Linked DNA regions of Mus musculus: region 1 is linked to region 2. The links are chromatin loops, found by intact Hi-C in ENCODE. Cell type or tissue: heart. All regions are shown on one strand. Each heading gives the region's core, and the rest is flanking DNA. Links, peaks and the distances in the headings are about the cores only. Region 1 holds the start of Nckipsd (NCK interacting protein with SH3 domain). Region 2 holds the start of Uqcrc1 (ubiquinol-cytochrome c reductase core protein 1).

Region 1 (14,411 bases), core at 1-8,000, 130 kb before region 2:
GTTTCCTGACAAATCAGCAGGGGTGCCTCAGACCTCTCCTCCCCCGAACTCCCTCCAAGGGAGACAGTACAACTAATGGGTGAGTGTCCTGCAGGCCTAGGCTTCTTGAGTCACTATGTGCCGATACTTCCTTCTGGCTATTGCCCTTAACCACTCAGAATTCATCTTACTGGAGAACCTGACTTCCCGCTATGAGGTACCTTGTGTCCTGGACCTCAAGATGGGCACACGCCAGCATGGCGATGATGCTTCGGAGGAAAAAGCAGCTAACCAGATCCGAAAATGTCAGCAGAGCACGTCTGCGGTCATCGGTGTTCGAGTGTGCGGCATGCAGGTGAGTGTGCTCAGATACTATGAAGGTGTCCACTATGACGTAGTATTCTGAAATGCTCTTGAAAGTTCACATTTGGAATACTTCCCCCTTGGAACTCCTCCCACTCAGCCTCCCCCACTTGCCCTTCATCTATTCAGTATGCTTTATTTAATACAGCAAACAGACTTAGTAGGGATACAGCTCAATAGAGAGTGCACCCAGAATGCATGAGGCTGTAGGTTCAGTACCCAGAATCCAAAACAAAACACTTGAGCTGCCTGAAGATTAGCTCAAGGGTGGAGCGTTTGCCTTGTATACATATGCCCTGGGTTTGATCTCCAGCTTTTTACATTATTTATTTATTTTGGTTTTTTGAGACAAGGTTTCTCTGTGTAGCCCTGGCTGTCCTGGAACTCACTTTGTAGACCAGGCTGGCCTCGAACTCCGAAATCGACCTGCCTCTGCCTCCCAAATGCTGGGATTAAAGGCATGCGCCACCATGCCCAGGCTCAGCTTAAAAAAAAAAATTACAAAGTAAAAAGAAGCAAACTCTAGGTTTGGCCTTCGCTGAATTTGTTGTTTTCTGGTTAAAAAAGAAAGCATGTATACCTACTTGAGCCCCTGAGGCCAGTCTGGATGGCTGAGTCTATAGTATGTGTTCATATACTAGGATACAAAGTTAAGCCACTTCTGTTGATCTAGTTGCAGAACTGGGGACTTGAGTACAGTGACTGAACCTAGGTGATGGGACCTACTCAACAGCCAGTCGCATCGCCTGTGTTCACCCAATGGGTAGGTTTTGAAATGGCCCTTTGACCCTGACTTGCTGGTCTTTCTCACAGGTGTACCAGGCGGGCACTGGGCAGCTCATGTTCATGAACAAGTACCATGGGCGGAAGCTTTCGGTGCAGGGCTTCAAGGAGGCGCTTTTCCAGTTCTTTCACAATGGGCGGTACCTGCGCCGTGAGCTCCTGGGCCCTGTGCTCAAGAAGCTAACTGAGCTCAAGGCCGTGTTGGAGCGACAGGAATCCTACCGCTTCTATTCAAGTTCCCTACTGGTCATCTATGATGGCAAGGAGTGGCCAGAAGTGACCCTGGACTCAGATGCTGAGGACTTGGAGGACCTCTCCGAAGAGTCGGCTGATGAGTCTGCCGGTGCCTATGCCTACAAGCCCATCGGTGCCAGCTCAGTGGACGTGCGCATGATTGACTTTGCACACACCACCTGCAGGCTGTATGGCGAGGACAGTGTGGTGCATGAGGGCCAGGATGCTGGCTATATCTTTGGGCTGCAGAGCCTGATAGACATTGTCACAGAGATAAGTGAGGAGAGTGGGGAGTGAGCTTTCTGGCTATTCCAGGACCTGAGAGACTCTTTGTGTCCCCCTACAGCTGTGCTGTCGGGAAGCAGGCCAGTATGGCTAGGTGTTGGCCTCTGCAGCCTGGAGCTGATAGACAGTGGCCCCTGTGACCCCCTCCCCCCCCCCCCCCCCCGCCTCCAGCCTGAGCCGGCCCCAGACGTGCTCAGAGCCTTTTATTTATTTTAACTGTTTCTTCAACATTCCACATTTGATGATGCAGATACCTCTTTCTTCCCTGAGTGTAAATGTTCTAATACAGATGTTTTGTTTATTGTATACAGTGCTGCTGTCGTTCTTTCTAAGCATGCAGACTCCTCCCAGCCTGCAGAAGCCTTGCCTTGTGGTCTCCTAGGCCTGGCACCCACTCATTACAAAGACTTGGCTTTGTCTAAAGTGTCCCAGTCTAGCACTACTTAGTCAGGTCACTGTGGTTTGTGCTGGCTTGGTCTCTACCACCCTTACACAAAAGTACAATTGGTATAGGCTTTCCCATGGCCCTGTGCAGCATAAGGAGAAGCTGGACAACAGGTGCTCCAACCCTTGTTTGGGTCCAGCTTTTTATTTCTCCTTGGTAACTGGCAGCAAGAAATTAATTGGCTGGCCATAGTAATTCAGATATCCTGGACCCCATGGTGGGGTTTCAAGTAGCCACAAGTCTCTGGTCTGTTGGTAGCCATGGACAGTCTTGGCTTCAACACCTGCTACCACTCCTACTCAGCAGTCCCATAATCACACCAGCTTCATCCTTTACAAAGACCAGTCAGCATAGCTCCAAAGAGCTACCACTACTTTGTGCCTGAAAGCTTCTGTAAGTGTGTGTGTGTGTGTGTGTGTGTGTGTGTGTGTGTGTGTGTGTGCACTGCCAAAAATTGGCAGAAACATTTGATAAAGCCAGGGTCTGGATATCAAGTTCTTGTCTTGGCTGAGCCTTCTGGCAGCTCCCCACATCCCACTGGGCCTACCTCCACCATGCCTAAAAATAGATTAGCGAAGTCTAGGTGTAGTCTGGCTCATCTAAGTACTCAGGCAGAGGGAGTTGGATTGCTGTTAGTTTCAGGCCAGTTGGTGCTGCTAGTGTGACCTTGTCTTTAGGGGGAAAAAGCCAGGTGTGGTGGCACCTGCCCTAAGTCCCAGCATTTGGGAGGCAAAGGCAGATGGATCATTGGATTTAAGGCCAGCCTGGTCTACATGGTTCCAGAACAGCCAAAACTACACAGTGAGACCTTGCCTTGGAACATTGTCTGATGGTGTGTATATCCTGTGCTCCTTAGATTAGTGGAGAGTATGCAAGGATCCTTTAGGCCTTCTTCACTACGACCGAGGGATGCCAAGGATTTCAAAGATGTGGATGGCTAGGCTGAATATTAAACTGAAGGTCAGGGATGCTTTTTCTTTCTTTGAGACGGATTCTTACTATGAAGCCCAGGCTGGTCTTGATCTTGGCTTTCTACAGCTCTGCCTCCTGGATGCTGGGATCATGCCACCATTCAGAACTCAAAACATGCTTTTTAAACCTCATGTGTTCAGTCCCTACCCTATCAGCCTTCTGCCCTAACCATTTTTTTTCCCCAGTGCCATTTGTGATGTTGGGGCAGGACAGGGTTGGTAACAGACAGCCTTTTAAAACAGGAGATGCATGTATACACGCAGTTTGATTCGTTATGAGTAAATATGACCTTAGGTCATAGACTTAAATCCTTTTGTAACAACAAAAATGGCAAAAGGATAGTCATTGACAAGTTGGGGCGTGGTCCAGAAGGGAGTGTTCAAATAGAACAGATGCAAGACTCAAGATAGGAAAGAAGCCAGTATATATGAAGGGAGTGTATATGTGGTGGGTAGCAAAGATGCATTCTGGACAGTACAACCTGGTTTTGTCCCTTGCCCTCCACACTTGTCCACCACCTCAGCGACAGAGTAGGGACTTTGTACTAAGGCACTGTGAGGCCTAGATGCGCTGGGGAGACCCCTCCCCAGAAAGAACTTCCAAATGTCTGATCAGGATTCCTCAAAGCAAAACACCATATCCCCGTCCCCAGGGACGCACTGGCTATAAGCATCCTTCATCAGGAGGTGGGAAGGAACGCAGCGCTTGCACCTGAGCTGGGAAAGGAGGAGGAAAGCCAGGGAGAGGGAGTTAGGACCCTAAGTCAGCTGACTGGAGTCTGAGGCCTGAAGGAACTGGAGACTCCCACCCCGCCCCGCCAAACCTCTCTCGGCCGCGAGGGGGCGCGGCGCTCCAATACTGGAGCCGACTCGCTCCTGGGGCGGGGTTCCGGCGGTCGCGCATGCGCACGCGCGGCGTGTCACGGGGCGGGGCGGGGCAAGCGCCGGGCGGCGCGGCACTCAGGGCCTGGCTTCCCGGCACCGCAACCTTCGTCGCGTACCCAGCCCCGGCGCTTCGCGGCCCGGCCCGGCCCGGCCTCATGTACCGCGCGCTGTATGCGTTCCGCTCCGCGGAGCCGAACGCCATGGCGTTCGCTGCAGGCGAGACCTTCCTGGTGCTGGAGCGCAGCAGCACGCACTGGTGGTTAGCAGCACGGGCGCGCAGTGGCGAGACCGGGTACGTGCCGCCTGCCTACCTGCATCGCCTGCAGGTGAGTGTGTCCCTCCGTCCCAGGCCTCTCGACCGAACCCCTTCACCAGCACGCAGAACCGATCCAGGAAGCTCAGTCAGATTCTTCGGGACTTCTACCAGACAAGGAGGTTGAGACTCTGACCTTAAGTCCCAAGAGCCGTAAGGACTGAGACCCCTCCGGAAGGGCCGTCAACACCCACCCGAGACTAGGCCTTTGACATTTAACCGCAGGCCCGTGAAAAGCTTAATTCTGGAACAGGGACTCTCTGTCATCGATAATCAGAGCCTCCATCTGCATTGAATTCTCGAGCTGGATCCAGAGACTTCCAGTCCATTCATTATCCAAGTCCCTTAGACCTCCAAACCCTATTCGTTCCCCTTTCCTGAATCCCTAGGATGCCCATCTCCCATCAATCTGTAGCCTCCACCTTTAACTGTAAAGATCACCGTGCCCACCACTGACTGTGCCACCTCATACACCACCTGTTTCCTCAACCACCCTCCAGGTTCTTAGTCCCCACCCCACCCACACACTTGGACCCCAGAGCCACAGGCATTCCTGTCCCTTATGCGAGTCCCAATTCCTGTAGTATCTCTGTATCCCGAACCCGCCCACCTATCAAGCTCTCCCCAAGGACAATTCCCCAACCCTTCAGGAACCAAGGCCCCTGGCCCCTGCTGATAGACAAGGTTCCCTGGCACAGCCCCCACTTCTCCCAAGCCTCCACTCCTGACTTCTCTGGTTTCCTTCCTCTGAAATCTGGGCGCTCCATCCTGGAATGGGAGCTGTCCACACTGTGAGGAAGTGAGCCTCCTTCATGGTTTCCCGTTCTGAAGATGGCCTGGTCCCCTTCCAGTGGAGCCTGCTCCAGTTCCTGTTTGCTCAAGAGTAGTCCTGCTGCAGTGTCTCCAGCTAGCCTATTCTGACTGCAGGAGGAAGGGGACCCAGGGCAGTCTGGGCTATTCCAGACTCATAGTCCCTAGCTATGGAAACATCCTGTCCCAGCCCAGTTAAGGACAGAAATACTGTGATAAATTTGGAAATGTCATCTGGTCTTGCTAAAGACGAGGGACCCTTGGTTCTAGGGTCCTCCTCACAGACTCTCAGTCTCCTCTAGAGGTGTTCAGGTGAGAAAAATCTAAACTGTGTCACACCCAGCTCAGCTTTTTGAGCACCCAGGTCTCTTTGGAGACTTTGAGGAAGCCCTGCCTCTTTGTCAGGCCCTGTGGAGCCTCTGCTCTAGCCAGGGTCAGTGGGGCTGGAGGGTTTGGGAAGGAAAGATCTTTCTCGGATCACTTCCTGTTTCTTTCGTCATACCCCTAGTCTCAGTTCCCCCGACTGCGAATTTCTGTCTCATTTTTACTCCACCTGGTGTTTGCCCTTCTTTTTCAAAACTTTCCCTTTCTGTCGCTGTTGCTGTCTCTCCCTGCCCCGCCCACACACCTTCTGCCATCTGAAGGACTTTGCTGACCCCTATATTTATTTGGCCCTATCCAGGGAAGCCTCTTAAACTCACTCCGGAACTAAACACGGTGACTTATGTGTACAGTCTGAGGCTTCGGGAAGAGTACCTTGAGCTCCAGGCCAGCCCTGGGCCACATAGCCACTTCCAAACCAGCTTGAGCTGCAGAGATTCTCATCTCAAAAGACCAGCCACCCAGCCAACTAAAACAAACGGGACTGTACCCTAATGTGTGCTTAGGTCTGTTCTGGGGTTCCTGTCCCGCAGCTGGCCAACCCCACCGCTGTAATCCACACCTCCCTCCATGCCAGACAGTGGGGTAGAACGGACTCCTGGGTTACTGAGGACGGCCACACAGGCAGGAATCAGGCCAGTCTCTCAAGTCCCTCCTTTGTCAGAAGCAGAGTGCCTTCCCAAAGGTGGTCTGAAAAAGTGGCGGGACAGCTTGGGAGGGTGGAAGGAAGGGAGGTCCTTTTGACCCGTTTTTACCTCCCAGCGCTTGGGAAGGTCCCTGTGGGTGGGAAGGTCCCTGTGGGGACAGGGCTGTTTTGGAGTGTGACCTTGGCTTTGTGAAGGAGCAGCATCCAGAGTGACTGATTAGGGATCCCAGACATGAGAGTCTTCCCTTTTGGCATCTCATGCTGGGCTCTGAGCCAAGCCCAGGGAGAGACTAGGTTTGGACTCCTGGTCCCAATCTGGGATTCCTATGGTTTCTCTCTATAGGTTTTTAGAATTGTCTTTGCCGAGAGCCTGTGTATGCAAGCCCCTAAATGTAAACTATAAAATACCATCACAGAGTCCCAGGTAACACGATTTGACCACTTCATTCTGTATTCCATTTTGGCTGTCTTCTAGTGTCCAGAATTCTAGGCTAGTTCCAGATTGGGCTGGGTCTGGGCTGACCAATCCCACTTGGCACCCAGGTCTAACTACCCACCTACCTTTAGGGCATGGAACAAGATGTCCTCCAAGCTATTGACCGTGCCATTGAGGCTGTGCACAACACAGCCATGCGAGATGGCGGCAAGTACAGCCTGGAACAGCGTGGAGTCCTTCAGTGAGTATCTGGGAAGTGGAGGTAATACCTTCCCTTGAGCGTGTTGGTGGGGCCAGAGACACTGGAGGCAGTACTAGGGTTAGTGCGAGGTTCCACAGAGTGGGATGAATGATGGGAAAGATGGACGATGAGGAGCCTGTACTGTGAGGTCCCAGAATCCCGCAGGGGGTTTAAAAAAAGATTTATTTTAAAGTGTATATATGAGAGAAAGTGTATATGTGTGTGAGAGTATGTGCATGCATGTGTGTGTGTGTATGTGTGTGCATGCATGTGTGTGCATGCATGTGTGTGCATGCATTTGTGTGTGCATGCATGTGTGTTGTATGCATGTGTGTGTGTACTTTGGGTGTAGAGAGGAGCCTTCCCATCATGGTCTGTTTGTCTCTCTATTAGGAAGCTTATCCATCACCGGAAAGAAACCTTGTCTCGAAGAGGCACCTCAGCTTCCAGTGCTACGGTTATGACCCCATCCACCAGTGACCACCATTTGGACGCTGCTGTATCTAGACAGCCCAATGGGGTGTGTCGAACTGGGTTTGAACGGCAGCATAGCCTGCCCAGTTCTGAGCATCTTGGGACAGATGGAGCCCTCTACCAGGTATGGAGTAAGGGTATCTTTTAGAAGGAGGTGTCTGGGACTAAGACTTCATCCAGAGGCCCAAGGGGTCTGCTCAGGTGCAGCTAGCAGCTGTCTTCCCCTAGATCTCAATTCTGTTCTCTCAGGTTCCACCACAGCCTCGACGAGCAGCTCCTACCACCCCACCCCCACCGGTGAAGCGCCGAGACCGTGAGGCCCTGGTGATCTCAGGGAGTGGTGAGAGGGCCAGGCTTGGGTAGTTGGGATGGGAGTACCCTGCGCTTGGAATGGTTGCTCTGCCCATGTTGGGCAAATGGGAGCTCTGAATGGGGTAAATATAGAGTTTGTTTGGGGCCTCCAGGCTTGGTGAGGAGATAGGGCCTAACAGAGGAACTAGGTCTTGTACTAGGGTCAGGTTCTCTAGGCCAAGAAGCTTGGTGCTCCCCAACAGGCTGCCCCAGCATAGCTTTTACTTCTTGTTCACAGGTGGCCGCACAGCCATACCCTCTGGAGGTAGTTCTGTGTCTAGTGGCTCATCAGCCAGCAGCACCTCCATGGACACACTCTATACTGGCTCCAGCCCCTCTGAGCTAGGTCCCAGCTGCTCACCCACACCCCCGCCGGTACCTCGCCGAGGGGCCCACACTACTGTGTCCCAGCCCCAGCCCTCTCCCTCCAAGGCACCATCCCCTGAGCCCCCTACGGAGGAGGTGGCAGCTGAGACAAACTCAACCCCTGATGACTTGGAAGCTCAGGATGCCCTGAGCCCAGAGACCACAGAGGAGAAGGCAGCCGCTGAGACAGTTGTGCCAAGGACCATTGGGGCAGAGCTGATGGAACTCGTGCGGAGAAACACCGGTCTAAGCCATGAGTTATGCCGTGTAGCCATCGGCGTCGTGGTGGGTCACATCCAGGCCACCGTGCCAGCCAGCTCACCTATCATGGAGCAGGTCCTCCTCTCGCTGGTAGAAGGCAAGGTGAGGGTGGGCAGCATGGCCAAGGAGCCTTCCCACCCTCAGGCAGCCTGCTAATCCCACCCCGCTCCTGCCCTCACGCCTTTGTCCAGGCTGTGTGACAGGTATTTGTCAAGCTCTGGCCCTTGGCTTTTACTGTGCTGGGTCCTAGAGTCATTTGAGTTGACCCATGAAGGAGAAAGGGAGGAAGAACGTTCTAGACAGAGACTCAGCTTATAAGGAACAAGAGACAGGACCAAGCATGGCTCACAGGAAGGAAGAAGGTGGATGGCATATCTGCATCAGAGGCAGTGTGGGAGCCGGTGAGCCTAAGGCAGGTGATAAGGGAGACCAGGATGAGATGGGACTAGGGGAAGCTTCCCATCACCTGGAGGGGTTTCCCACTGGTGCTCCTTCTGTGATTCCGGATGCAGGGAAAGAAGCGAGACAGCATGGGGTGAGAGATCAGTGCCTTGCCAGCCTTGACGGTGTAGAGAAAAGGGGGCTTGGTTAACTATGGACGCTTGCTTAGTTTTGATAGTGGTTTAGGTGCCAGCTTGGATGGTAGTGAGTGACGTGGGCATTTCAAGATGACTGTGGTCGTTTCTCAAGGTTAGGGTACTGGTGTTAGGTCTGGTGCTGCACGCCTTTAATACCAGCACTCAGGAGGCAGAGGCAGGTGGCTCTCTGGGTTTGAGGCCATCTTGGTTTACAATGCAAATTCTAGGACAGCCAGAGAAACTGTGTCTCTGAGAAAAAAAAAAAAAGTAGGTCACTCATTAGGAGAAGGAACGCGGTAGTGAGTCCTGACTACGATAGGGTTTGAGTGGGCCAAAGGTGGTACTTAGGCTCCACCTATGATATCTGGTTGGAGTGAGTAGAGGGCAGTAGGCCAGTGTTTTGTGTGCCTATGCTGAGCATAGCAGCTAGTGTCTAGTATGACAGGCCTGGTGTCACATTGTGTGGAATGGGATGAGGATGGATCCTGAGTCACATTCAAGGAGTGACAGAGTTCGTTCCTGCCTCTTGGGAGCTGCTCAGCAAGTTCCAGGGTGGGAGCTGGGATGTTGGGAATTCCCACAGCTGAGCCTTGAGCAGAGTCTTGTACCAGGAGGTGGAAACTGGAGTTGGCCTACACAGTGTAAATTTTGTGGGACCTCAGTTCAAAGAATGCTAAGCTTAGAGGGGCCAGGTCTTGGAGGCTTCCTGGAGCTGGTGGTGTGCAGAGGTCTTACTGAGTCATACCCTGCCTTCTCCCCACAGGACCTGAGCACAGCCCTACCCTCAGGGCAGGTCTGCCACGACCAGCAGAGACTGGAAGTGATTTTTGCAGACCTGGCTCGAAGAAAGGATGACGCCCAGCAGCGCAGCTGGGCGCTGTACGAGGACGAGGACGTCATCCGCTGCTATCTGGAAGAACTGCTGCACATCCTGGTATGGGGCAGGGACGGACCCTCGGGCCTGCCGGCGTGGGAGCAGTGAGCCTCCCCTGGACCATCACCCTTCAGCCATTAGGTCACTTCTGCTCATGCATGCTCACCTCACACTGGGTGACTCTCACTCTTTCTCTTCCCTCCAGACGGATGCAGATCCCGAAGTTTGCAAGAAAATGTGCAAAAGGAGTGATTTTGAGTCTGTCCTAGCCTTGGTGGCCTATTACCAAATGGTATGTATAAGACAAGGGAGGGGCACAGAGGCATGTGGGCAGACGTAAGGGCACTTAGCACACGGGTTCTTCTGCCAGGAACACCGAGCGTCTCTACGGCTGCTGCTCCTCAAGTGTTTCGGTGCCATGTGCAGCCTAGATGCAGCGATCATCTCCACTCTGGTGTCTTCCGTGCTGCCTGTGGAATTGGCACGGGACATGCAGACCGACACGCAGGGTGAGGTGGGGTGGCCCTCCTTACCACTCGGAGGCTGTTTTCACCGTCTGCCGGGGATCCCTGGCCTTGCTGACTCCTTCCTTACCCCCCACCCCCAGACCACCAGAAGCTCTGTTACTCTGCCCTCGTCCTGGCCATGGTCTTCTCCATGGGAGAGGCGGTACCCTACGCACACTATGGTAAGAATCAAACCCTAAGCAGTGGGCACAAGGCCCCAGAGGTAAGAACCATGCGTCTCTCCAGGGCCTGAAGACCTACTGACTAGAGATGGTGTTCTTAGGCTCACAGAAAGCCAGGGAGGCTGGATCGTATGGGGAGCAAAAGTTGGATTTGTAGATTTCCTTATGCTACTCTTTTAGAACACCTGGGTACACCCTTTGCCCAGTTCCTACTAAGCATCGTTGAGGATGGCCTTCCAATGGACACCACGGAGCAGCTGCCAGACCTCTGCATGAACCTGCTTCTGGCTCTCAACCTGCACCTGACAGGTGGGGTGGGGCCATCTGGAAGGCAGCTGAGCAGTGGGCTTTTCGGGCTTCGCGGGCTTCTGTGCCTACACTCTTACCTGTCTCCATCCACGTCTCTCCGCAGCTCCTGAGCAGAATGTCATCATGGCTGCCTTGAGCAGACACACCAATGTGAAGATCTTCTCTGAGAAGCTGCTTCTGCTTCTGAACAGAGGGGGTGAGAGCCTAGAAGTCTGCATGGGTGCCGCTTGCGTACACACTTGACTCTGTCACGTGCCCTCCTCTGACTCCTGTGAACCCCTGTCTTCTAGACGACCCTGTGCGTATCTTCAGACATGAGCCCCAGCCACCACACTCTGTCCTCAAGTTCCTGCAGGATGTGTTCAGCAGCTCTGCCACAGCCGCCATCTTCTACCACACAGACATGATGGCGCTTATTGACATCACTGTGCGCCAGATCGCAGACCTGTCACCTGGAGACAAGGTGCCTGGGGGCCGCACAGCAGCTTAACCAAAAGGGGTGACTATGACATTGAGTGCAGATGAGGGGGCAGGGCTGCCGCTGCCAGGGCCAAGTGAGTGTGGAAGACTACTCGGAAACCAGGACATGGCAGCCAGCCGTGTATGTGGCAGACTGGAGCAGGATGTCTGAGGCGAGCTGGAATCGCTTTTCAGAAGAGGAAGAGACACTGCCTTCCTGTGAGAGCAGAGTGGAAGCCAGGAAGCCCGGGGCAGGAGTGGGTGGTGAAGTAGGCCAGGCTTGGGTGTGTTGCAAGTGGGCCCGGAAGAGCCTGCTTTGGGATTGGTTTTGAGCAGGTAGGTGGATAGAAGATGGTTAATGGAAGAGGCCCAAAGAACTTCTTAGGGAAAGATAACAGTTGTGCTTTGAAGGAGTCAAGATTAAGGACAAGCCAGGCAGTGGTGGCGCACGCCTTTAGTCCCAGCGCTCAGGAGGCAGAGGCAGCCGGATCTCTGTGAGTTTGAAGCCAGCCTGGAAGCCAGCCTGGTCTGCAGATCAAGTTTCAGGGCAGCCAGGGCTACACAGAGAAACTGTCTGGAAAAACCAAATTTAAAAAAAAAAAAAAAAAAAAAAAGATTGAGGACCAGTGCTGGGGCTAGACAGTGCTGGGGCTAGAGCTCTGTGGATAGAGTACTTTCCTTTCATACCTGAGGTCTGATTTCAGTCCCTAGCACTAAAAAAATACAGTACTCAGAAGACATTGAAGTGCCAAGGCACCGGAGGCAGCAAGTGAACTGAGACTAGAGACGTGGGGTTGTGTGTGGAGTCATGACAGAATCTGATGGTATAATCAGCAGAGGCATTAGCTGTGACTCCGCAGGCTCAGCTAAGGACAAATTCAGGGACAAACCCAAGTGAGCAAGAGCAAGCCACAGACCATGTGTGTGCAGGGAGGAGCCGCACTGCGCTGTTAGGAGCTCTCGGCGGGGCGGAGAATTAGTCTTTGAATTTGCCACATGGAAGCCGGTGGTGACTGGCAAGCAATGCCAGTGTGGTGGAGGGAATCAGGTCTGAATGGGAAGTTTGAGAAATTTTTAAGTTTCTCCACTGGGAGAGTGGAGATGGGAAAGGACTTGGAAGCAATAAATGAAGGTAACCAATTTTCTGTACAGAGAAACAGAAAAACGGGGACAGGGTATTGTAAGGTGGGAGGTGCTGTGACATGCCCTGGTCTGGGGCAAGGCTCCAGTAAGCATAGAGAAAAGAGCCATGTGCTGCAGAGATTGGGAGGTGCACAGGTGAGACAGAGGTGGCCAGTGGTGGACTCTATTGCTTGTTCTAATGAGGACAGGAAGGGCAGGCGCTTCAAGCAGAAGAGAAGGCACAAGACCAGCTGCTCAGGCCGCTTAGGGTCAAGGGCAGAAGATAGGCAGTGGTACTATAAGGACAGAAAGCAGAGGTCAGCAGGGGGTTGGAAACAGGTGAATCGAAGAGGACACGTATGTTCCAGGCCTCAATTGATCAACTGATTGAACAGTGGTTCCTTCCTAACGAGCATGGGACGCACTGTACCTTAGACATGACGGGGAGCTGATGGGTTTGGTGTCAGATGTGTGGATTTGAGGTGACTGAGATAAGTAGAAGATGACAGGCAGGCGATTAGACATTCTTGCTGGGCGCTTTCAGGAAAGATCTGCATAAGATGTACGAGGGCAGATTGTTGTTTCAGGCCATGGGTGTAATTAAGATCTTCTGGGGCAAGAGACGTGGAGAAGCCAGGACTCTGATTGACACACATGGTACCTAGGCGACCTGGCACTAAAGGACTGGCAAGACCAGGGCAGCCACATTCTCTGGATGCGTGGCTGGAATGATTCATTCATTCTCTTCTCCACAGCTTTGAGAGCCATTTAGTGTTGAGTAAAATAGAGCAGTGTGAGCTGCTTTGTTGTCCCATAGTCTACTGGCCAGTAGTGGTCAGTCCCCCTCTGGGGGCAGTTGCAGTACCATTCCAGGAGTTGCTGAACCAGGCTGCTCTTCCTACAGCTACGCATGGAGTACCTCTCCCTGATGCATGCTGTGGTCCGCTCCACGCCCTACCTGCAGCACCGACATCGGCTGTCAGACCTGCAGGCTACACTGCGGCGCATCCTGACTGAGGAAGAGGCCTCACCCCAGTGCCAGATGGACCGTATGATTGTCCAAGAGATGTACAAGGAATTCCCGGACCTGGGAGAGGTTCCCAGCTAGCACTTCTCTTTACTCCCTTCTCTGCAGCCCTGGGAGGGTGCAGAGAACTCAGGGGCTTGGCTCTAAGGATGTTCTGCACCGACACTGCGAGGTGATAAAAGATTAGAAGGGACCTGAGCCGGGCCCCTTACCTAAAGGAGAGTCAGGGTAAGGGGCCAGATGTAGGATTGGGGACCACAGTCTGGGAACTGTATTGGGGCAGAGGAAATGCGCAAGGCTGAATACCCTCTGTTTGCTGGTAGGCTGCCTCTTCAGCATGCCACCCCCATCCCCCACTCCCATGTGCATACCCAGAGTCCTGCTGCTGCTCCAGGCTGGGCTGCTGCCATCCCTACCTGCTGTCTGGTCTGAGTCTTGACCCTCAGCAAGCCATGTCCTTAGGGTGAGGGAGGCACCTTCTGCCAGCTCTGTTCTTTGCCTTAGCTTTGCAGTGAGTGTTGCTCATGTGCAGCCCTTCCCCCATAGGGACTGCTGTCCCCTGACCCCCTGCTTTCAGCCCCAGAGGCCTTGGCCAGACTGTTGCCTTGAAAGTGGGATCCTAGAGACAGGCCATCCGTCCTGCAGCCCCATGGAACAGGATGATGGTGCTGAGAAAGCCAATGATAGAATCTATTTTCTCTGGAAAAAAAAAAAAGAATAGGCCAAAAGCCATGTGTATTTTCCTATGTACTACAGCTCACCTTCAGAAATAAATTACAGGCACCAGGAGCTGGGCTTCCCTGTATGATGATGCGGGGAGACGACGGGGAGGGTGGCGGGGGCTCAGGACCTCACAGCTCCAGCTTAAACTGCTATCTGCAGCCCAAAGAGGTGATGGTCCTTGACCAGACTGGCCTCCCTGCTGTGCTTCCTCTAGGGCCCAGCGGCAGGCAGCCACGCACCCTGGGACACACCTGTAGGTATCTTTCCCTTTTGGGTTCCATTCTTATCTTCTTGGCCACTGTGGTGCACACCTTTAATGCCAGCACCTGGGAGGCAGAGACAGACAGATACTCATACTCAGCCTAGTTTACATAATTCCAGCCATCCAGGGCTGTACAGTGAGAGCC
Region 2 (15,631 bases), core at 5,101-13,100:
CCCACTCTCCCCCATTCACACCCCATTCACACCCCATTCACCCCCACTGCCTTCTCTCACCCTGCAACCCCATTCCCTTGGACCCCTTCTGCTGTATTTTAGTTTAGTTTATTCTTTGAGACAGGGTCTCATTATGGAGCCCTGGCTGCTCTAGAACTTGCTGATATTGAACCAGGCTGGTATTGAACTCACGGAGATCGGCCTGAGTGCTGGAATTAAAAGTACGCACCACCATGCCTGGTATTTTATTTTATTTTAGAATTTCATACATGAACATGAGTGCTATATTTACATCACTCCTCTCTCCCTCCCTCTTCTCCCCCCTCCAACTCCTTCTGTGTTCCCCCTCTCAACTTCATAGCCTCTTTTCAAATTAATATTTTTTTTTTATTATTATTAATATATGTAAGTACACTGTAGCTGTCTTCAGACATTCCAGAAGAGGGAGTCAGATCTTGTTGCGGATGGTTGTGAGCCACCATGTGGTTGCTGGGATTTGAACTCTGGACCTTCGGAAGAGCAGTCGGGTGCTCTTACCCACTGAGCCATCTCACCAGCCCATTAATATTGTTTTTACACACACACACACACACACACACACACACACACACACACACACACACACAGAGTACAACTTGCTGAGTCCACTTAGTGTTACCCATAGGCATATGTGTTTAGGGCTGACCATTTAGGGTTTGAGGGGCTCTCTTTCTTTAAGACTTATCATATTGCCATGCTTTGTGGCATATGCCTTTAACCCTAGCACTTGTGAAGTAGAGGGATCTGAGTGAGTTCAAGGCCAGCCTAGTCTATGCAGCAAGTTCCAGGACAGCCAGGGCTACATAGAAAGACCCTGTCTCCAAAAAAACAAATCATTTTACTTACTTTTTCACGTGTGTGTGTGAGTGTGTGTCTGTGTGAGTGTCTGTGTGTAAGTATCTGTGTGTGTGAGTGTGTGTCTGTGTGTTTAAGAGTCTGTGTGTGTGTGTCTGTGTGAGTGTGTCAGTATCTCTGTGTGTCAGTATCTGTGTATGAGTGTGTGTCTGTGTGTGTAAAAGTCTGTGTCTTTGTAAGTGTGTGTGTGAGAGAATATGTGTGTGAGCATCTGTCTGTGTGAGTGTGTGTGTGTGTGTGGTTGTACGTGTGTGTTCAGGTAGCCGCAGATGCTGTGAGTTCACCATTGTGACAACCATGTCATGTCTAGAGGATGGCAGTTGACAACACTCCTTCCCATCCTTCTTCTCTTACACGCCCCCACCGACACCACCCCCAGAGAGAGTGCCTCTCCGTGTTGCCCTGGCTGTCGGGGAACTCCTTCTGTAGACCAGGATGGCCTCAAACTCAGAGATCCACCTACCTGCCTCTGCCTCCAGAGTGCTGGTATTACAGATGTGAGTTTGGCTTTGCTATATTGCACCCCCACCCCACTCCCCAGCTGAAGACCAGACCCAGGACCTTGCAAGGTAGCAAGGGCTCTACCACTAAGTCTGTTTCTTTTCCACAGTGTTCCTGGAGCCTGGGAGGAGGTAAGACAGATGTCTCACTTAGGGCGAAGTACGCCAGTGTTGCATTACTGCTTATAAGTCTCTGCATTAACTGTTACCTGACGCATAGAGAAGGCTCCTGACCAAGGCCAAGAGCAGCACTAGGCTAGGGTCATAAATACCTTGGTATTTAAAGTCATAAAGTTTGACTATATGACCATTTAATAAAACATAAATAGTAAGTTTTCCTTTAAGACCTAAAACTGTCTCAGCAATGGGAATATATATATATGTGTGTGTGTGTGTATGTATGTATAATAATATTTATACACACACATATAATTTGTTTTTGTTTTTTTGAGACATGTTTCTCTGTGTATCCCTAGCTGTCCTGGACCTAGCTCTGTAGACCAGGTAGCCTTCAAACTCACAGAGATCTGCCTGACTCTGCTGGAATTAGAGGTCTATGCCATCATACCCAGCTTAGTCATGGGCTTTTAAAAATAAGATTTATTTTATATTATATGCATATGTGTTTTGCCTACAAGTATGTTTGTGTGCCATGCGTGTTCCTGTTGCTCAAATTGGTCAGAAAAGGCATTGTCTCCCCTGGAACTGGAATTACAAATGGTTGTAAGGCACCTTATGGGTCCTAGAAATCCAACCCAGGTCCTCTGCAAGAGCCGCAAGCTCTCTTAACTGCTGAGCCAGCTCTCCAGCCCCACAGAGTTTTGAGCAAGTTACAGACTCAGAGTTATGGACCCAATTCCTATCAGAAAATGGTTAGTTACCCGAAAGCAATAGCCTCTATTGTGCCACATTTTTTCTGTTTTTTAATGAGTTCCTTTTTAAAAATATTTATTTATTATGTATACGTACACTGTAGTTATCTTCAGACACCCCAGAACAGGGCGTCAGATCTCATTACAGATGGTTGTGAGCCACCATGTGGTGGCTGGGATTTGAACTCATGACCTCTAGAAGAGCAGTCAGAGTTTTTTAAAAATATATTTATTATCCTTTTCTGTGCACTGTTTCCATACCTGATGCCTGGAAAGGTCAGAGGAGGTGGTCAGGTCCCTGGAACTGGAGATATAGACAGTAAGGTAACTATTTTTGAAACTTTGTCTCAAAAAAAAATTAAGTAAGGGGGCCCGAGAGATGGCTCAGCGGTTAAGAGCACTGGCTGCTCCTCCAGAGGACCCGGGTTCAGTTCCCAGCACCCACATGGCTGCTCACAACTGTCTGTGGCAACCAGTGCCAGGAGATCTGACACCCCCACACCAATGCACATAAAGAAAGTTAAATTTAAAAATTAAATAAAAGTCATTCTTAATATGGGAGAGAATTTGCTGATGGACCAAGCATAGATTATGAGGGTGAAGAGCCAGGGATACTCCTGAGATTTTTATTCTCCTTTTGCTTTTTTTTGAGATAGGGTTTCTCTGCCTGGAACTCACTCTGTAGACCAGGCTGTCCTCAAACTCACAGAGACGAGCCTGCTCTGCCTCCAATGTGCTGGGAGTAATGGCATGAAATCCCATCACTCAGCTTCTTTTTTAAGACAAGATCTTGCTTAGAAGCTCTAGCTGGCCCTGGAACTCCCTATGTAGACCAGGACAGCCTTGAACTTCCAGTGGTTTGTCTGCTTCCGCTTCACAAGGGCTGGACCCAAACATATACCCTCCTCCCGCCCCATGTATATATGTGTGTTTGCATATGTATGTGCAGGGCTCTGTGTGCGTGTATCTGTGTGTTGCTATTACAAAGGAGTTTGGTTCTTAGCACCCATATTAGGTGGCTCACAAGTGTCTGTAACTACAACCTCAGGGGATCCATCACCCTTAGGTGATACACATAATGCATACTTAACACATAATTAAAAATAAATCTAAAAATGAATGAAACCAAATTATGGGAAAGAAAACAGATATTGAGGGAGGGCATAAAGAAAACAAGTGCACAAAACCAGAGTTGGGTCAGAGTGCCAGAGCTTGTCACCCAAGATGCCTCAGAGCAGAAAGAATCAATGGCGGAAGTCTGAAATGCTGGTAAAAGTTGTCTCCTGGAACTTGGATCACCACCTCCCTTCCTTGTAATGAGTGAAGCAGTTCCTGGAAATGTTCAGGTCGGAGTTCGGATACCCAGAATCTAGAAAGTTGGGTGTGCATGGAGGGCCATCTGTAGCCCAAGCAGACAGGAAGAGGCGACAAGGAGTCCCTCCATAAATCAAAAGCCAGATTCGCCAAACCAGAGACGGTAATGTCTGTGGAAGAAGGTCTCACTTCAGCCAATTTCCTCCAAAGATAATGACCGATATGCTAACGATCCATTTTCCTAGTCAAGTTCACACTGCACCTCTTGGAGAACGCCCTCTGGACTTGGGCGTTTCGTGGTCCTCCCAGGAGTCTGGTGTTTACCACGTCAGATGTTCTCCCTCCCTGGGATCTGAGTAATGACCTGTTTTCATATTTCTGGTAAGCTCTTATCATTGTGATAGTCCACATACTGATCACGCAAGGCACCTACATATTTGTTTGTTTTTAATTCTTCCACTGAGACAGCAGAAGAGATGGTTTATTGCATCGATTACACTTGGGCACAAATGAGAACTGAATGCAGCGGGTCCAGGGCAGAGGACCAACAGGTTCTTTTTCACTTGCAAGCAAGGTGACACTTTCACAGGTTGGCATCGAAGATCTGGTACAAGTTCCAGATCCACTGAGACAACTTTTATTAGCATCTCAAACCCCCAGAATTCCTTGTTTCTGCCCTGGAGCATCTTGAGTAACAAGCCAGTTTACCTGGGCTTCTGCCTCATCTCTCTTGCTTTGTGCATTAGCCTGCACATTGGCTCTTTCTCCACTCTGTCTGTTCTCATGGAGCAGAAGTCTGAATGCCAGAGATGGTCCTAAGGCGAAGAGCATGTCTGACTCTTAAACATTTTCTTTCCTTTTACTCTTTTCAACACAGGATCCAGTTACAAAGTAATGAACACAGGTGTGGGAATTCAGATTTGGGGGCGGGGTAAATGGACACAAAGGAATGTTTGTTCTTGTATAATGACAAATAATTATAGCATTGCTTACTTTAAACATAGTTTCTTTAGTCAGTCATGGAGGCCCAGACCTCCAGTCCCACCACTGAAGAGGCAAAGGCAGGTGGATCTCTGTCAGTGCAAGGCAAGCCAGTCTACATAGCAAGCTCCTGGTTAGTCAGAGCTACATAGTGATCCTCCCTCCCCCTCCCCCCTCCTCTCCTTCCCCTCTCCCCTCTCCCTCCCCCTCCCCCTCTCCCTCTCCCTTTCCCTCTCCCTTCCTCTCCATCTTACTCTGAAATAGGATCTCACTATGTAGCTTTAGCTATCCTGGAACTCACTATGTAGCTCAGACTGGCCTCGAACCCACAGAGATCCAAGTGCCTCTGTCTCCTGAGTGCTGGAATTAAAGTCACACACCACTGTGCCCAGCTGAAACCTTATAACAAATAAGCAAATCCAATTTTCTCATGCGATGCTAGGGACTGAACATAGGGCCTTGTATACACTACCATCGAACCATGTCTCAGCCTGGTAAGTGATAATGTTTTAATATTTATTTATTTATTTAAAAATATTTATTTATTTGTTATATGTAAGTACACTGTAGCTGTCTTCAGACACTCCAGAAGAGGGCATCAGATCTCATTATGGATGGTTGTGAGCCACCAAGTGGTTGCTGGGATTTGAACTCAGGACCTTCAGAAGAACAGTCAGTGCTCTTAACCGCTGAGCCATCTCTCCAGCCCCCTAGTATTTATTTTTGTTTATTTGTTTCTATACTTACGAATTTGTGCGCATGTAGAGGTCTGAGAACAACTTTGTGGAGTCAGTTCTCTCCTGCCGCCAGTGTGAATCCTAGGGATTACATCTGGGTGATTTGGTTTAGCAGCAAGCGCCACCACTCACTTAGCCAGCTCAGTGGCCCAGTAATTTATTTAACTAACAAACAAACAAACAAACAAACACACAAACACCACGGACCTGGAAAGATGTCTGGGTGGCTAAGAACCTTGGCTGCTCTTGCAGAGGATCTGGTCCAGTTCCCAGCACCCACATGAAAGTTAACAACCTTTTACTCTTTTCCCTGATTCCTGGTTCTGGCCTCCAAGAATACCAGAATACATGGTACACATACATACACGTAATCAAAACACCAGAGACACATAAAGCGAAAACAAAAATTTTTAATGCTTTTTTTTTTAGATTTATGTATTTATTATATGTAAGTATATGTAAGTACACTGTAGCTGTCTTCAGACACACCAGAAGAGGGAGTCAGATCTCATTACAGATGGTTGTGAGCCACCATGTGGTTGCTGGGATTTGAACTCAGGACCTTTGGAAGAGCGGTCAGGTGCTCTTACCTGATGAGCCATCTCATCAGCATAGATATTTTAAAAAACAAAACTCCACAAGAGGCTGGAGAGATGGCTCATCGGTTAGGAGCACTTCCTGCTCTTACAAAGAACCCCCATTCAGTTTCCGGCACCCACATGGCGGCTCACAACTGTCTACAACTCCAGTGCCAGGGGATTTAATGCCCTCTTCTGGCCTCCATACAAGCAAAGCCTCATACACATTAGAAACAATAAAACCAAAACTCTGAAAAGACAACATCCATGAGTCCTAATGATGTAATGATGCAAGAAATGTCAAATATCCAGATTTTAAACCACTACAAAGAGACATTCTGTTAGAAAATGATCTTTTAGCTGGATGCTCGTGGCGCACGCCTTTAATCCCAGCACTTGGGAGGCAGAGGCAGGTGGATTTCTGAGTTCGAGGCCAGCCTGGTTTACAAAGTGAGTTCCAGGACAAACAGGGCTGTACAGAAAAACCCTGTCTCGAAAAACAAAAACAAAAACAAATCTTTTAAATGTCTTTCATTCATATTGAAATAGCTGAAAGGCACCTCTAATTTGGATGACGAAATTAATAGGCTGTTTAACCGTGAGCTGAATGGGTGATGATTGTGAGTAACGTGGAACAGAATACAGGATGCAACTGTTTCCTTTCAGGGCTTTCGATCGTACAAAGCCTGTGAAGGAAGGCCCAGTTGATCATTGTTTATGGCTGTCTTACACAGGCTTCCAAAGGATACACTATTATTATTACTATTATTATTATTATTATTATAGCATTAAATTGAAAGTCTGGAATGGTTAAAAACAAAACACACTGAATTACAAACCAGTGAAGCCTAAGACAGGCAAATGTAATGTACTGTCCTGAGTTAGAAAAAGGACACTAGGTTAAAACAACAACAACAACAACAACTCAAGGAAATCCGTGCAAACTATGGACTTTAGTTAATAACTAACTAATAATGGCCTGCTAATAGTAATAGGTGAGCTGTACGAAGGTACGATGTCGGTAAAGGGAGCGGCTTGCTAATGCTCTCGAAGAGCATGAGGAACGTCTATACCATCTGCTCACAGTTCCTTAAGAATAAAGCTGCTCTAAAAATGGCTCCGTAGCAAAGGCGCTTTCTGTACAAACCAGGTGACCCGAATTTGACGCCTGGAATCTATGCAAAGGTGGAAGGAGAGAACAGAGACCCCAGTGTTGTTCTTTGAACTTTGAACACATGTGGGGACATCCCCCACACATGCATATATCATGTGCGCACACACAAGTAATAGATAAAAATAATCTTAAACTAAAAATCATGTTTTCAGAAAGCTGAAAGAGAGCTAACAGTGTGACTAAGTTGGTAGCATTTGCCTAGTGTTTGTGAGAACCTGGTTTTACTGCTCAGCACCACAGAAAGCAGCTGGTGGTCCTTACCTATGATCCTATTACCTGGGAGGGGGAGGTAGAAGGATCAGAAGTTCAGGTTATCCAAGGCTTCAAAGTGAATTTGAGGCCAGCTTGGGCTACACATGACCCAGTCTCTCCAAGAAAAGGAAGCAGGTAAGTTAGGTTTGTTTTTTGTTTTTTCCTTTGTGTGCCTGCGACAGGCCTTCACTATAGATCCCTGGCTCACTGTGCAGACCAGGCTAGCCTGGAATGCTGCACAAGGCTTAGTTACCTCTGCCTCCTGAGCACTGGGATTAAAGGCGCTTACTACCTTATCCAGCAGCAAAGAAGATTTTATTTCACTTTATTTTCCTCTCTAAATCGTACTTTTGGTCCACAAAATGTTAATCAATACACACAAAGGATCTTTTATCTGATTTCAGATAGTTTTTTTTTTATTATTGATAATTTTTCTCACTGTGCTTGAAATTAGCATTTTCTTAATGTTTAACTTCAAAGAGTTTTTGCCATTTTGAAAATTTTAAAATATACTTAATGGTAAAATAATTTCTCTCCTACAAACACTGATAATTTTTTTTAAGTAAACTGGTTGTTAGACAATGTACACAGATATATAATGCATTTTAAATACTCTCTCACTATGTCAGGTGGTATCATATAAGGGCTTTTGAACACACATACACACACACACACACATATATATGTTTTTATTTTTATTAGATATTTTCTTTATTTACACTTCAAATATTATACCCTTTCCTAGTTTCCCGTCTGAAAACCCCCTATCCACTCCCCGCTCCCCCTGCTTCTCAACCCACCCACTCCTGCTTCCTGGCCCTGGCATTCCCCTATACTGGGGCATAGAACCGTCACAGGACCAAGGGCCTCTCCTCCCATTGATGTCCGACTAGGCCATTCTCTGCTATATATGCAGCTAGAGCCATGAGTCCCACCATGTGGTTTCTTTGATTGGTGATTTAGTCCCAGGAAGCTCTGGGGAGTACTGGCTAGTTCATATAATTGTTTCTCCTATGGGGCTGCAAACCCCTTCAGCTCCTTGGGTCCTTTCTCCAGCTCCTTCATTGGGGACCCTGTGCTTCGCATCCAATAGATGGCTGTGAGCATCCACTTCTGTATTTGTCAAGCACTGGGAGAGCCTTTCAGGAGACAGCGTTATCAGGCTCCTGCCAGCAAGCTCTTGTTGGCATCCGCAATCGTGTCTGGGTTTGGTGGTTGTTTATGGGATGGATCCCCAGGTGGGGCAGTCTCTGGATGGTCATTCCTTTAGTCTCTACTCCAAACTTTGTCCCTGTAACTCATTTTTTATTGTTTTGTTTTGTTGAAACAGGGTTTCTCTGTGTAGCCCTGGCTGTCCTGGAACTCACTTTGTAGACCAGGCTGGCCTCGAACTCATGAATATATTTCTTAATGATTAATTTTTAATATTTTATGCTCTTTTACTATGCTTAACTCCCAAAGAATATTTTGCATGTTTTGAAACAATTTAGTATTCAACATTAGATATAGGATCCTCAGTTATGGATAGTATTAAATATTCATTAATGATATTTTAGGGTATGAAAGGATATGAATATAAAAGTTGAAAAAAATTTATGGATTATTTGATTCTCAAAGTACTCAACATTATTAATATGTTTGATGTATAAAATGCATTTAAATAATAAAAAATTAAGAAAAAAAGTAAACAAAAAGTTTTGAAATAATCACAAAATAGAAAAAACTTTTTTGCTTAGTTATTTTATTCCAAACAAGGAGCCCTATTCCACAAATTACCTCTACATTGTTCCTCTTTTCATACACACGTTTTTTTTCTTACGTTTTGGAGACACTGTCTTACACAACCCAGGGTAGTTTTGAACTCCTTACACAAGAGAGGAGGATGTCCTTGAACTCCTGATTCTTCTGTGTCTCCATTTCCCAAGTGCTATATATTTGGCAATATATTATTAAACGTCTTTCAAGTCAACCATTTAAGCATATTTTATTCTTTTAAACTAACTTTAGTGGACACCTTCTTGCACAGACAGGCAAGTGCTTTAGCCCTTGGGCTCAATTGTGCCTAGCCACTGCCCTCCAGGTTTCAGAGCTGCTGCTGGCGTACAATGCATCTCCCACAGTTGCATACCGCCTCCCTCAGGTGGAAGAAGGTGATGAATAGAACCTGTCTCAGATGGGACCAGATGAAGGGCCCCTCCCTCGCAGGTTGATAAATGTCCCGAAGATCCTAGAGGCACACGGACCAAATGACTACATGCGATCAATTCTTGCTAACGTACTTGCTGCCCAACAGGGGGCGACTGAGCACCAAGTCTTCCTTACAGCGCTTGCGCCTCAGACTCCGCTCTGCGCATGCGCAGCGCGGCTCTACACTGACGGAAGTTAGAAGATGGCGGCGTCCGCAGTCTGCCGAGCGGCCTGCTCCGGGACGCAAGTGCTACTTCGCACCCGCCGCTCGGTGAGGTGGCAGTGAGACGTTGGGCTGCAGGGCCCAGGGCTTTCGTACACAGATGAGGAGCAGGCTGTCTCAGCAGTGGCGGGTCGGAGTGGGGAGGTCGCGGGGGTCAGGGCCGTGGGAAGGTCATGGCGGAGGGCGGGGATGGTTATCTGCTCTGGCTTGGGTTTGAGAGCCGAGGTCCCAGAGGCTTGGCGAGCAGTTCTTGCAATGGTCGCCTTCTCCCTTTAGCCGGCCCTGCTGAGGTTACCTGCCTTGCGGGGTACCGCAACCTTCGCCCAGGCCCTCCAGAGCGTGCCGGAGACCCAGGTCAGCATCTTGGACAACGGGCTGCGTGTGGCCTCGGAGCAGTCCTCGCATGCTACCTGCACGGTAAGTGTGCGCCAGTCCTCTAGGTGAGGCCCGCCGTGTTGTCCCAGGTTGGGATGTGACCTTGGGCTCCAGTCTTACATGTTTTGGGTGGAGACTGGCTTACTGCCGGGGCTTATCCCTGTACCTGACTTCAACCCTGCCTTAACCCGGCAGCCAACATTATGGTGCTTGCCAAAGACGGGGCCGAATTCTCTCCTCCAGCTTTTCGTTCTACCTCCCCGAGAGAAGAGATTATTCTCTTGCCACGAAAAAGAATGAGATTTCACAGACTTTAGGTTATTTACAGAAAGACATCCAGGTCTGTTAGACTCACCACCTAGGCTATGTAATTTGTAGACGTAGCCAGGAATACACTTCAAGAAATGCCTCTGAAGGACGGGGAAGATGGCCCAGTGGGTAAAGAGCTTGGTACTCAAACATGGGTATCTGAATTTGGAGTCCTCAGTGTTGTGATTTAGGTCTAACACCAATACTCTGAGGGGTGGAGACTAGTGTGTCTAAGCCGGTCTTACTTTTACCTACACGAGTGGCTTACATGTGTGTATGTGCACCATGTCTGTACATAATGCCCTTGGAGGTTGGAAAAGGATATTAGAACCCCCAGAGGGCTGGTGAGATGGCTCAGTGGGTAAGAGCACCCGACTGCTCTTCCGAAGGTCCGGAGTTCAAATCCCAGCAACCACATGGTGGCTCACAACCACCCGTAATGAGATCTGATGCCCTCTTCTGGTGCGTCTGAAGACAGCTACAGTGTACTTACATATAATAAATAAATAAATAAATAAACAAATCTAAAAAAAAAAAAACAGAACTGGAGTTACAGGTGGTTGTGAGCCACCGTGAGGGTGCTGGGAATTGAACCTGGGTCCTGTGGAAGAGCGGTTCCTAACCCTACACAGTCTCACCATCCCACGTACACATACGTAAAAATAAAAATTTTTTTTCTCCTTTTTTTTTTTTTTTTTTTTCTTTTTTAAGATAGGGTTTCTCTGTGTCGTCCTGGCTGTCCTGGAGCTCACTCTGTAGAGCAGGCAGGCCTCGAACTCGGAGATCCATCTGCCTCTGCTCCCCAAGTGCTGGGAAGAAAGGCATGAGCCTCCAATGCCTAGCTCAGAAGTAAGGATTCTTAAAACAAAAAACAAAAGATTTAGAGTAATCAGAAAAAGCACCCAGTTTCCTCTGCCCTCCGCAGATATTTGTGTGGTGGAGTGTGCACACGCATGTATGTGTGGCACTTGCACACACGAAAGAAATGCCTCTGAAAGACTGGGAAATGTAACTTGGGTGGAGCCTTTGCCTACTGAGTGGAAAGCCATGAGCTTTATAGCACTGAAGGAAGACAAAGAGTACCTTTGAAGATTACAGTGAATTGGATGCTCTTTGGTTAGGAGGGCTGGCCGCTCTTGCACAGGACCAGATTTCAGTTCCCAGCACCTTTATTGGGCAACTTCTAACCACCTGTAACTCCAGCTCCAGGAGATCTGACACTTTCTTCTGGCTTCTCTGGGTACCTGTGTACGCTGGTACACAGAAACACAAATACTTTATTTAAAATTGCAAATTGGCCAGGAGAATTGACTCTGGTTTATAGTACTTGTTCTCTTTCAGAGGACCTGGCTTCAATTCCCAGCACCCACGCAGTGGCTCACAGCCAGCTGTAACTCCAGTCCCAAGGGATCCTGTACCCTCTATGGATCTGACCTCCATAGGCACGCATATACATACACGTAGGCAAAACACTCATCCACATAAAATAATGAATGTAGAAGTTGGAAATCTTCAAAATGGAGTCAAGAATTGAAATCTTTACTAGGTGTGTGAGAAAACTCCCAAGAACCAATCCTCCCAACACACTTAGTAGGGCTAAATTGTTTTGTTTTATAGTTTTTTAATACAGAGTTTCTCTATGTAGCCCTGGCACTCTAGTGTTCTGGCACTCTCTGTAGATCAGGTTAGCCTCAAACTCACAGAGATCTGCCTGCTCCTGATTCCTGAATGTTATGAGTAAAGGTGTGTGCACCACTGCCTGCCTAGGGTTATATGTTTTTGTTATCTGATTCTTTCCTTTTTCTAGGAACAAATAATGACTTGTGATATAATTGTTATCAAACATAGGATATGGCGGGAGGTAATTTCCTTGATGTGTGGAACCTACATGAGTAGACTCAGAACCTACTAATGAAGCTTAGGAAGTCCTGCTCTATTCCACAGGTGCTGTGGTACCGTGATTATGCTTCCATTACAAAGAAAGGATGGTTAAAAGTCAAAGGATACTGTGGGTTGTAGACTAAGATGATAGACTTAAGGTGAAGGTTTGGGGCTAGAGAGATGGCTCAGTGGTTAGAGGCACTGGCTGTGCAATCAGAAGAGCTGGAGTCCACAGCCCAGCGCTTAGGGGACAAGGTGGGAGTCCTGCAAGTGTCCAGCTTTGGAGAATGCGGTGTACCTTCTGGCCACCATGTTCACATACAGGTCACATACATTCACACACACAGTAGAGGGCACGCTTATCTGAGGTGACCTGACACAGTGAGGTATAAGCATCTGCTTGCAAAGCCTGTGAGAGGTTTAAGTTAGCTGTGACCACCATGTGGGGAAGTAGTGTGCGTCACAGCATGGCAGGGGAGTGGTCACGATTGAGTCTTGCATGCTTGTAATCCTATTGCTTGAGAGGTGGGGGCAGAAGGATCAGGAGTTCATGGCCATAATCACTACTGAATGATGATCTGGGCATCATATATGAGCTGTATTGCACCCTGTCTCTCTCTTAGTTCAAGGCCAGCCAGGGTGAGATCATGTCTCAAACATTGAAAGGAATGTTAACATTGCTCTTCTGGAGCATGGTGAGGATATGTGTGTGTAGAGCTAGCTCGTGAGTTAAAGGCTTGCATTGCCTTTGCAGAAGACTCGAGTTCTGTTCCCAGCACCCACTTCAAGTGGCTCCTGATTGACTGGAACTCCAGCTCCAAGGGCTCTCCACAGACACTTACTAGTGTGCACATACTCATGGCATATCCCCACTTAAGATACTTACATTGGGTGGAAGGAGGACACTTAGCATTTAATATGTTTTTTTGTTTGTTTGTTTTTAATTTTATTTATGTATATGAGTAGCTGTCTTCAGACATACCAGAAGAGGGCATCAGATCCCATTACAGATGGTTGTGAACCACCACGTGGTTGCTGGGAATTACACTCAGGATCTTTAGAAGAACAGTCTGTGCTCTTAACTGCTGAGCCATCTCTCTAGCCTTTTTTTTTTTTTTTTAAGATTTATTTATTGTTATAACTAGTTACACTGTAGCTGTTTTCAGATGCACCGGAAGAGGGGTCAGATCTCATTTCCCATGGTTGTGAGCCCACCATGTGTTTGTGTGGTTCCTGGAATTTGAACTCAGGACCTTCTGAAGAGCAGTCATTGCTTTTACCTGCTGAGCCATCTTACCAGCCCCACATTTAATATGTTAAATATATAAGCGACTGAAACTTCTTTTAGGTCTAAAAGTATACATCAGTGATAAAGTAATTGCTAAATATTCATGGGGCTTTGCATGTAATCACCACTGCTGAAATACGATGGAGTGGTACTGAAGCCAGGCACTGTGGTATGTGCCTGTAGTCACACATGTCTGAGAGGTTAAGAGATGAAGGTTGCTTTGACACAGAAGTTCAGGACCAGCTTAGCAACGTGGCGAGATCCATGTGGAGAAGTTACTGGATCATGGGGCCATCCTTATAGGGTCTTACTATGAAAGTCGCCTTCCTCTTTGTTCTGGAGACAAGGTCCCACTATGTAACTGGCTGGCCTGGAACCTGCCTCTGGGAGGATTAATAGTGTTTTTCCACCACACCCTGTTTCAGTACCTTCTTAAAATGATGAAATACAAAGTAGCTAAGCCAGTAGCTTCCTCTACAGATAAAAGAATAAAACCATCAGAACAAAGGCAAGGGGTAGGATATTGGGTTTTGTTTTGTTTTGTATTGTTTTGTATTTGAGACAGGGTCTTGCTGTGTTGGAAAGGCTAACCTTGAACTCATAATCCTGCTTCTGCCTTCTAGAGTGCTAGGGTTACAGGTGTGGGACACCACACCTAGCTAGCACAAGATTCTTAAAATGTAGAAAACAAACTGTTGTCTGCAAATGATGGCTTCATGCACAGAAGAAAATAGATTAACTAAAAATTATAGTTGTTGAACCAGGTAAATGGGTGCAGTTGAAAATAAGGCATGCTAGCAGGGTTGAAGAGATGGCTCAGTGGTGACCAGCACTGGCTGCTCTCCCAGAAGACCCGGGTTCAAGTCCCAGCACCCACATGGCAGCTCACAACAATCTGCAACTCCTGTCTCAGGGGGATCCGACACCTGCACACCGCTATACATGCAATCAAAACACCAGTGTACAAGCCAGGCGTGGTAGTGCACACCTTCAATCCCAGCACTTGGGAGGCAGAGGCAGGCATATTTCTGAGTTCGAGGCCAGCCTGGTCTACAGAGTGAGTTCCCAGACAGCCAGAGCTATACAGAGAAACCCTGTCTCAAAAAACCAAAACAAACAAGCAAACAAAAACAAAAACAAAACACTAATGTACATAAAAATAAATTAGTTTTAAAAGAAAATAAGGCAGGGGGATTTCTGTGAGTTCAAGGCCAGATGCTTCAAAGATTAGCACCAGAAATGCTCCTGGATGTTTCTGATAACCCGTGAGGGAATAGGGCAGGTAAAAGAGGTGTGGCAGTATGATTAGTCGTTTGGCTCCTTCCCCATATCTGTGACCCTCTTGTCCCTCTGATTGTAGGAGTCTTAATGGAGCAGCTCTCCCCCACATTACCATCAATGAGGGCTTACGTGAAACCTGTGTTGTTACTCAGGGTATGACCAGGAGCTAGACTGATGGCTGGTTCCTTTTGTGGGTGCTCTCTTGTCCAGGTGGGAGTGTGGATTGACGCTGGCAGTCGCTATGAGACTGAGAAGAACAATGGAGCAGGCTACTTTTTGGAACATCTGGCTTTCAAGGTAAGTCTCATAAAGTCCATGTTTCCCTCAGATTAGGGCTTCCTGTCTCAAAGGCCAACGATCTAAAAATTAGTCTCCTGATTGGGGACCTTTAGGGGCATGGTCTCAGGCTGCCCTTCTGGAAGGAGCCAAAAGTTCTTGTGAGTGAGTGCTTATCTGATGAGCCCTGTGTAAGGTCAGTTTATCACAGCAGGGAAATACAGAGGCTGGAACTTAGAACAGCAGTCACATCACATCCACAGTGAAGGACAGAGACACTGGCTGCAAGGATGCCTGCCTGCCTGCCTGCCTGCTGCTTTATGCCCATCTAGCTGTCTTCAGTCTTAGATCGTTTAGGGCCTGCTCTCTAGAGAATGGCGATTCCCATAGAGTACCCTAATTTAAGTAGTCCCTCCTTGAGATTCTCCACAGTGACTCTAGGTTGTGTCAAGTTGGTGGTTAAAACTAACCTTATCAGACTAGGTTTGTCATGTGCCTGAGCACGTGGA

The links. A loop is a pair of places that touch in the nucleus more often than their neighbours do. Peaks named below come from ENCODE experiments on the same cell type or tissue, not always from the same donor. Only the 100,000 strongest peaks of a DNase experiment are listed, where the experiment ranks them.
Region 1: a loop joins it to region 2, with 6 times the contacts of the local background. A loop is called at or near these places in 2 of 42 quality-filtered maps.

What each region holds. Positions count from the first base shown.
Region 1 is chr9:108,804,384-108,818,794 of GRCm38, forward strand. It overlaps Ip6k2 (inositol hexaphosphate kinase 2), which reads left to right. Exons shown (of 6, transcript NM_001379600.1): 5 at 159-334; 6 at 1,156-1,950. The coding sequence ends at 1,656. Nckipsd (NCK interacting protein with SH3 domain) reads left to right here and starts at 3,997. Exons shown (of 13, transcript NM_030729.4): 1 at 3,997-4,271; 2 at 6,663-6,772; 3 at 7,166-7,370; 4 at 7,496-7,586; 5 at 7,836-8,326; 6 at 9,566-9,736; 7 at 9,882-9,968; 8 at 10,047-10,185; 9 at 10,284-10,364; 10 at 10,545-10,673; 11 at 10,777-10,869; 12 at 10,964-11,136; 13 at 13,159-13,983. The coding sequence starts at 4,101. The coding sequence ends at 13,362. In heart, for the core only: a CTCF peak has its summit at 3,893 (motif pointing right); DNase peaks (open chromatin) are centred at 2,618, 3,958, 5,088 and 5,548; H3K4me3 peaks cover 1,631 bases; H3K27ac peaks cover 1,066 bases.
Region 2 is chr9:108,927,028-108,942,658 of GRCm38, forward strand. Uqcrc1 (ubiquinol-cytochrome c reductase core protein 1) reads left to right here and starts at 9,621. Exons shown (of 13, transcript NM_025407.2): 1 at 9,621-9,760; 2 at 9,989-10,129; 3 at 15,057-15,143. The coding sequence starts at 9,692. In heart, for the core only: a CTCF peak has its summit at 9,576 (motif pointing right); DNase peaks (open chromatin) are centred at 9,704 and 10,114; H3K4me3 peaks cover 1,549 bases; H3K27ac peaks cover 1,123 bases.